2 separate regions of the Homo sapiens genome follow, and region 1 is linked to region 2. A link is a contact called in ENCODE Hi-C or POLR2A ChIA-PET data. All regions are on one chromosome and are shown on one strand. The core of a region is the stretch at or near the end of the contact, and the rest is flanking DNA. Distances in the headings are between cores, read along the strand shown.

Region 1 (3,371 bases), core at 257-2,756, 48 kb before region 2:
GAGGCATACTAGGTGCTAAGACATCCAAATGTTTCCGAGTGTATATGAAGAGAAGTTAAGACTAGGGGAGCTGTACTTTGAAACTGGGTTTATAGCTGAAACCTCAAGTTCAGTTGTCTTAACATCACATAAATAACAACAAACAAATGTGAATGAAACGAGCTTTTCAAAAAGTTAAAGGCCAGGCACGGTGGCTCACGCCTGTAATCTCAATACTTTGGGAGGCCGAGGCGGGTGGATCACCTGAGGTTAGGAGTTTGAGACCAGCCTGGTCAATATGGTGAAACTCTGTCTCTACTAAAAATACAAAAATTAGCTGGGTGTGGCAGCAGGCACCTGTAATCCCAGCTACTCGGCAGGCTGAGGCAGGAGAATCGCTTGAACCTGGGAGGTGGAGGTTGCAGTGAGCCGAGATCACGCCACTGCACTCCAGCCTGGATGACAGAGCGAGACTCCATCTCAAAAAAAAAGTTAAAAACATGACTCTCAAAGATATAGAAATCATATCCATGTCAAAATTGTATGTGACTCATTAATTGATGAGGGAACCAGTAAAATGTTAAGACTGGTTCAAAAGAGAATTTGAAGAACAGATGTAAACACTGGAGACTACTAGAGGCGGGAGAGAGGGAGTGGGGCAAGGACTGAAAAACTGCCTATGGGGTACTATGCTCACTACCTGGGTGATGGGACCATTCACACCCCAAACCTCAGTGTCATGCAATATACCCATGTAACAAACCTGCATGTGTACCCCTGAATCTAAAATAAAAGTTGAAATTATTGAAAGAAACAGATTTATATGGTCAGTCAAAAGAATGCTGAAATAAACTTGCCAACAAATGTAAACTGATTAACATTCTAGACAGTAATAAACTGTAATGTTTGGGGGTTAGCTTTTCTATTAGATGAAAATAAATTTAATCTCTACCAGGTCAAATCCGTTTGCATTGTAATGAGCTGGAATCATTTCCATGATTCTCTGACAAGAATTACTTTATGTTGCTATTGGTTTTTTACCAGTTAACTTCTACCCCTACAGCACTGCCAATAGAAAGTCAAAAGTACACGCCCAGAAACATTGCACTAATAAAACATCCCATATCCCCCCTCCTTTAAAACACATTGTATACAGTGCATTAACTCTAAAAAGATCAGAGCACTTATTTATTGCCAAGGATTTTATGACCATATGATCATCCCAAGGATGTTTAGAAACTAGCATTCCGCCACCGTACTGAGATTGAAAAGAAGCGTTCACATATGACTATGAGCTAGAAATTAGCACCCAAACCAGGCTAACCTACAACCTATAATTAATTGTTCTCATGGCTCCAACAAGAAAGATCACTGCTCTTTGAACTACTGCTCTTTTATCTTTATTTCCACTACAAACCCAGACTTTAAGTTTCCAGCCACATAAAGCAAAGCCTTCTTCATACTGCCTTAAATTCTGTAGTAGTATAAATATAGCATTCAGTGACCTGCTTTCTTTATGACTAGCAACCTTTGTCAAACACTGGTGAGAGAGTGAGAAATAGAGTAAGTCTTGGGCTTGTGGCAGGAAGCGGTGTCTAAAGATGCCACTTCCTGGACAGGAGGATCAAAGCAAAAGTAAAGGGAAATAAAGATAAAAGAGCAGTAGTTCAAAGAGCAGTGAACGCTTCTTTCACTCTGGGCACCATCTGCCCAAAGGAAAGCCGAGTGAGGTACAACCAGAATCCGATATTAGGATGTCTCAACAGGAAACCCCAGACTGTGAGCAGAAGAACATAACAGCCAGAGTTCATAGGTGTATCAGACAGGGCTCAGAGAAGCAGACTCACTATGAATATTTTAGAACTAAACATTTAATATAGATATTAGACCTTGTGGGCAAAGATGGGGAAGGAAGCAAGCGCCTGAAAATGGGCGTTTAATATTTGGAGAAAAGTCATTAGGCAGCCCTGGTGCTGGTGACTGAGTCAGAGTTTGCAGGAAGTCTTGAATCGAAGCACATGGAGCATCTGCACTGAGAAGTTGACAAGGGGTTGATATCAGTCCAAAGGTCATTGGCTCTTTGAAGCTACTGCCTGTGTCAGGCCACAGCAGTGCCTCTGGTGGGGGGCTGGCATTACCATTGGGCAGCAGCGCTGCTGGTTGGAAGGACAGCTGGGTATGGAGTGGGAAGGGGTGAGGACACACTGGAACTCTCTAGCACTTCTGGCCCCACACTCAACAATGACCTTCAGGACATAGTGGCTGTGGTTTCTCTTCTGCCTCCTAAATATCATGCAGAGTCACTTTTGCCAACTCGAACCTAGAACCACATAGGTTGACAATGGAATAATCCAGCCCCCAGTGGGGCAAACCCAAAATCATTTGGTGGAAAAGGCATAAATGCCAGACAACATGGTGTTTTCAATAACCAAACGTTCCCCTGGAAAATGCTTATGGTAGATGGACTCCCTTTGAAGAGCACAGACCCCACCACTAAAGACACACTGCCAAGAGTCGTGAAGAGCCCAGCGGGGATGTATATGGAAGCTGTCTGTAACCTGCCCACTAATTGAAGGAATGGGTGTTATGTGTCCATCAACATGGGGTAGTAATTTGGACCACTTGAGCCAGCGCATTAATGGTCCGATGTGAATGATCACTGTGACCAATTCACCAGTTCTCTGCTTGATAAGGAAAGCATGGAAGACAATCAGGTCACCATTTTGTTGTTTTATTTTCAAGTTCCCACTTCTACATGAGTGCAAAGTTCTCCTTGTACCTTCTCTTCTTTTTTCCTCTAATTTATCCTTCCCCTTCTTTTATTCCTGCTTTTCCTCCTGCACATTGCTACATTTATCCATAGAGCACAAAATGGTGGATGGGTTGACGGATAAGACCAGAGTTGAAAAGAATGGGAATCAATTTTACGGTGCAGCATAACACAGCACGCAGAGAAACGGATGGAGGATCAGGGGGCTTGGGTGCTGCTCTAAGAATGACTGGGGGTGAGATACTGAGATATTTCACAGCCCTGAGGCTCCGTAGATCATATTTCCCCAGGAGTCCAAAAAAAGTGTGTGTGTTTTCTATGAGAGAATAACTCGAGGAATTTACAAGGCACCTGAATAAAAGTCCTGAGATGTCCTGCAGTAAAAAAACAAACTTTCCAACTTTGTTCAATCCAGTGTTTCTCAAACTAGTTTGACTCTGGAACCCTTATTTGTAACTTCTAGTAATATTCTACAGGTGAAACACACTTTGGGTAGTGTTCTAAATGATGTCTAGGGTAGTTCTTTCACCTCTACAATGCCCTGAATTTTTCCACTTTTCTTACAAAACTCAAACCCCAATATAAATTGAAAGTCCAGTTGAACCCTGAGCAGCCTGCAACA
Region 2 (3,361 bases), core at 436-2,935:
GGCTGAGAATCAAAGCTCTGAATTGCCCTTCCTGTTGATAAGCCTCATACCCTAGCGCTCCAGGCACTGGTCAGATGAGGCATGGAACTTAATCTACAAATACCTTATCTTCAAAAGGAAAATATTTTCATGATTGCCTAAGTAGTAACATGGTCATTACAGAAGATTGTAAGATACCAAAAGCTATACTATAAAGAAGAAAAAAATTTACCCACACCTTGCTAGTCTCAGCGTCATCACCACCTGGGCGCTTGTTAGGAGTGCCCCCGCTGCAGACCTCGGAATCCGAATCTGTGTTTTTCCCAGACCCCCAGAGGGTTGTGTGCCTGTTCAAGTTTGAGAAGCCCCGAGCTAATAATTCCACAACTGCAATTTAGTGTCTTTCTTGGTAGCATCTTATACTTCTATTAAAGTTGGGATTAATATTGAATAATCAGTGTTGCAATTGGAATCATTAAAAATGTGATATTAACTTTATTTTAGTATTATTCAAATACTCAGTTTGGTGTGCTGCTTCTCTCCCTGAATTGTATACAGTGTTCGCCATGACATCGTTTGCTTCTGAGACTTTCTTAAAACCCAGCTTCTCCCTTCATTCTCAGCTGGAGAATAAACCAGCAGGCGGCACACAACGGGTTAATGTCTACCAATTGCGTTAATACCCATCTAAAGGCCCGGCGGCCTCCCCAGCAAAACCGAGATTTTGCAATGTTTGCCATGCGTTTGCTTCATGTTGAGAGATGGGCTGAATGGAGGTTTCTTTGTGTTTGCGCGTATTTGTGTGTGTGAGTGTGTGTGTGTTCCCCGCAGTCTCCGTGGGTGGCCTCCTGCGGGTGAATGCGCAGTGTTCCCACTGTTGCTTATCCTGCAGGCTTTCCAAACCTCCCTCCTGCCGACAGACAGCCAGGGGAAACACATCTCTCCAAAGAGAAACCCAAAGAAGCTGCAGAAGAGATTTCTTAGTCTGTTCCTATTCAGGGAAGGTGAGGGAGCCCTCATTCTTAAAGGTCTCTTTTAAAAGCCCTGTTTCTTTTTGCACACATAGTTTTGGAAGGTGCCCAAAAGACTGTCCAGAGTGTCCCAGCCTTCTCCGACAGTGCCGGGAAACAAGAGGTGGCTGCTGCCGTTTGCAAGTATGGATGAAGGCCTGAGTGGTCCCGGGCATTCAGGGCCAGGAAGGCAGGAGGGGAGGGGCTGGGAGGAGGGGGCGCTTTGCAGGGCCCGTGTACCTGGGCTGGACACTAGGCCACAGGAGGGGCAGGAGACAGTGGAATTATTGTCTGCCATTCACCAGAGTCTATCATCTCACTTGGTTTCCCCCTACAAGAAGAACTCTCTCTCTCTCTCTACACACACACACACACACACACACACACACACACCATGCCCCCCGCCACCACCACCACGCACACAGACGCAGGTTCCTGGAACTGTTTCCCCCAGTTCTCTGCCTCAGACATCTTCACCCCATGTCCTGCCCTGATCTGGTGTTCTGGGCATGGCTCCTTTTATTGCTTTTTAAAAGGAGTCTGTGGTTTTATGAGGGCTGTTTGGCCGGCAGAGGTTGGGCTAGGCCGGGTTTTCGATGCCTGTGGCCCTGTCAGCCCAGGGAAGAGGCCGCTGAAGCTGAGCAGCTGCTCCTGAAAACAGCCCGGGACAGCTCTTCCCAGCCTCCGCCCGCTGCACTGAGCACTCCACTCTCTCTGCCCTCCGGCTGCTAGCTCCGATGGCAGCCCCCGGCCTCTCAGTAATCCTCAGCAACTCAAGCTTTCGCTGGAGTCCTCGGCAGGTGGGCGGCTGTAAAATCTTTTTGTTTGCTGCTTTGTCATCCTCTTCCCATCCCCGACCGGCAGTACCCATGGTCCAGGAAATAAACACCCAGTACAAAAACTCCCTGTTCGTATCTGGTAAATTTTCAACTAAAAAGTTCAGCGTTCAGGTGAGTGGGCTCGAGATCCAGCCGGTTTGAAGAGAGAGGAATAAAGGACAGGGTGTTGGGCGTGGGACTGGCACCCGCTGAAACCCTCATCCTGTGGGTGCCCGGTGTGGGTCCCCGCTGGCGTCACAACGTGCAGCCCACCTGCTCTGCCAGCTTCCGCGACCTTGATCTCAGCCAATCCTGTTTTGGGCCCCATCACAGTCTTTCTGTCTGTGGAGCTGGGCAAGCAGGAGGTTTCTCAGGGCCCAAGATGGTTTTTCAGATGTGAATATTGGCCAACTCCCGAAGTTGCTAGAAAAATGTAGGCAGCTTGGCCACCGAAGTAAAAGCCATCGATGGCATTTTTCCCAGCCTCAGCTGAATTCAAACCACTAAACTCTTGTGGTTTATTTTTTTTACAGCTTTCTTAGCTAACAGGACTGGATGCCTTTAAAAAACTTTTCAAAATAATATTTTGGAACCTAGCATTATTTGGTTTTCCCTCTGTAAAGGCTAATCTATCATAATTTCCCCATAGCTTGCTTTGCGGAAGAGGGTGGGTGAGGGACAAAGGAAAGGTAACATGCTAACCAAGACAAGCGTAGTGTGAAGGAAGGGCGGGCCCTGTTCGGCCTCTGCCCAGCAGAGTCACAAGCTTTGTGGGCCTCAGTGTCCTCCTCTGGAGAACAGGAAGAATAATACGACAGCCCAACTACCTTACAAGACAGTTCTGTGATTAGGCTGATGTTCGTCAGAACATTTAGTCACCGTAAAATGCTACACAATGTGAATTATTGTGCTTTAACAAATAATTTGAAAGCAGTATAAAGTGCTTCTAGACTTGCAGATATCAAGAAAGCTGGATATCTGGGTTATTCATTCTCGGTTGGCAAAAGGTGGTCCCTGCATGATCAGCCCTACGGGCCCCACATATTCTTTTAAGGGCTCAGGCTTTTGGAAGGCTTCTCAGTGCAGCAAGCATGAATAGTAAGGGCTACGCTGCGCTCTTTACTTACTTGTTTTTGCCTTAAACCATCACAGTTACCACAAGGGTTAAGGATGCAGGTAGCATTGCAGACAGACTGACAGAGCTTTGTGTTCTGGCTTGGCCAATTAGCTTAGCTTCTCTGAGCCCAGTTTCCTCATCTGTAAAACAGGTATAACAACAACAACAACAACAACAATAATAGTAATCAGCTGATACAATTCTTGTGAGATTAAAAGACAACATTCACAAATTGCTTACCAGTATGATATCTTGCACATTGATTAAATGAATGTAAGATAATGATGTTGATAATTATTTTAAGGAATTTGAGGGAGAAAATTCCCACCTACGAGTTCCTGTGCACCTAGTGGTGGGACTTTCTCTTGGTCATGCATTCATTTGACAAGCATTTACTGAATACCTTCTGTGAGCTCTTAGGAGATCAGAATATGCCA

Evidence for each region. A loop is a pair of places that touch in the nucleus more often than their neighbours do. ChIA-PET counts read pairs that join two places held with the same protein, here RNA polymerase II (POLR2A). Pooled maps may share reads with other maps.
Region 1: a map of IMR-90 shows a loop between it and region 2 (2.8-fold over the local background). The contact joins two enhancer-like sites. A Hi-C loop is called at or near these places in 3 of 168 maps with a recorded cell type or tissue (CD8-positive, alpha-beta T cell, IMR-90 and psoas muscle), 2 of 37 single-sample maps with no recorded cell type and 3 of 50 pooled maps. POLR2A ChIA-PET finds 5 or more read pairs at or near these places in 5 of 52 experiments (AG04449, HepG2, OCI-LY7 and 2 more).

Annotation. Positions count from the first base shown.
Region 1 is chr9:95,723,170-95,726,540 of GRCh38, forward strand. No RefSeq gene overlaps it. Among named protein-coding and RNA genes, the nearest start is that of ERCC6L2, 150 kb to the right of the region's middle. RefSeq lists an enhancer at 1,316-1,415. Within about 2 kb of position 1,507, at least 3 of the 41 ENCODE cell types and tissues checked have a DNase peak (open chromatin) inside an H3K27ac peak, as active enhancers do.
Region 2 is chr9:95,770,954-95,774,314 of GRCh38, forward strand. The region is part of intron 2 of LOC105376161 (a long non-coding RNA gene); the gene reads left to right. Among named protein-coding and RNA genes, the nearest start is that of ERCC6L2, 100 kb to the right of the region's middle. RefSeq lists enhancers at 1,550-1,719, 1,641-2,598. Within about 2 kb of position 1,686, at least 11 of the 41 ENCODE cell types and tissues checked have a DNase peak (open chromatin) inside an H3K27ac peak, as active enhancers do.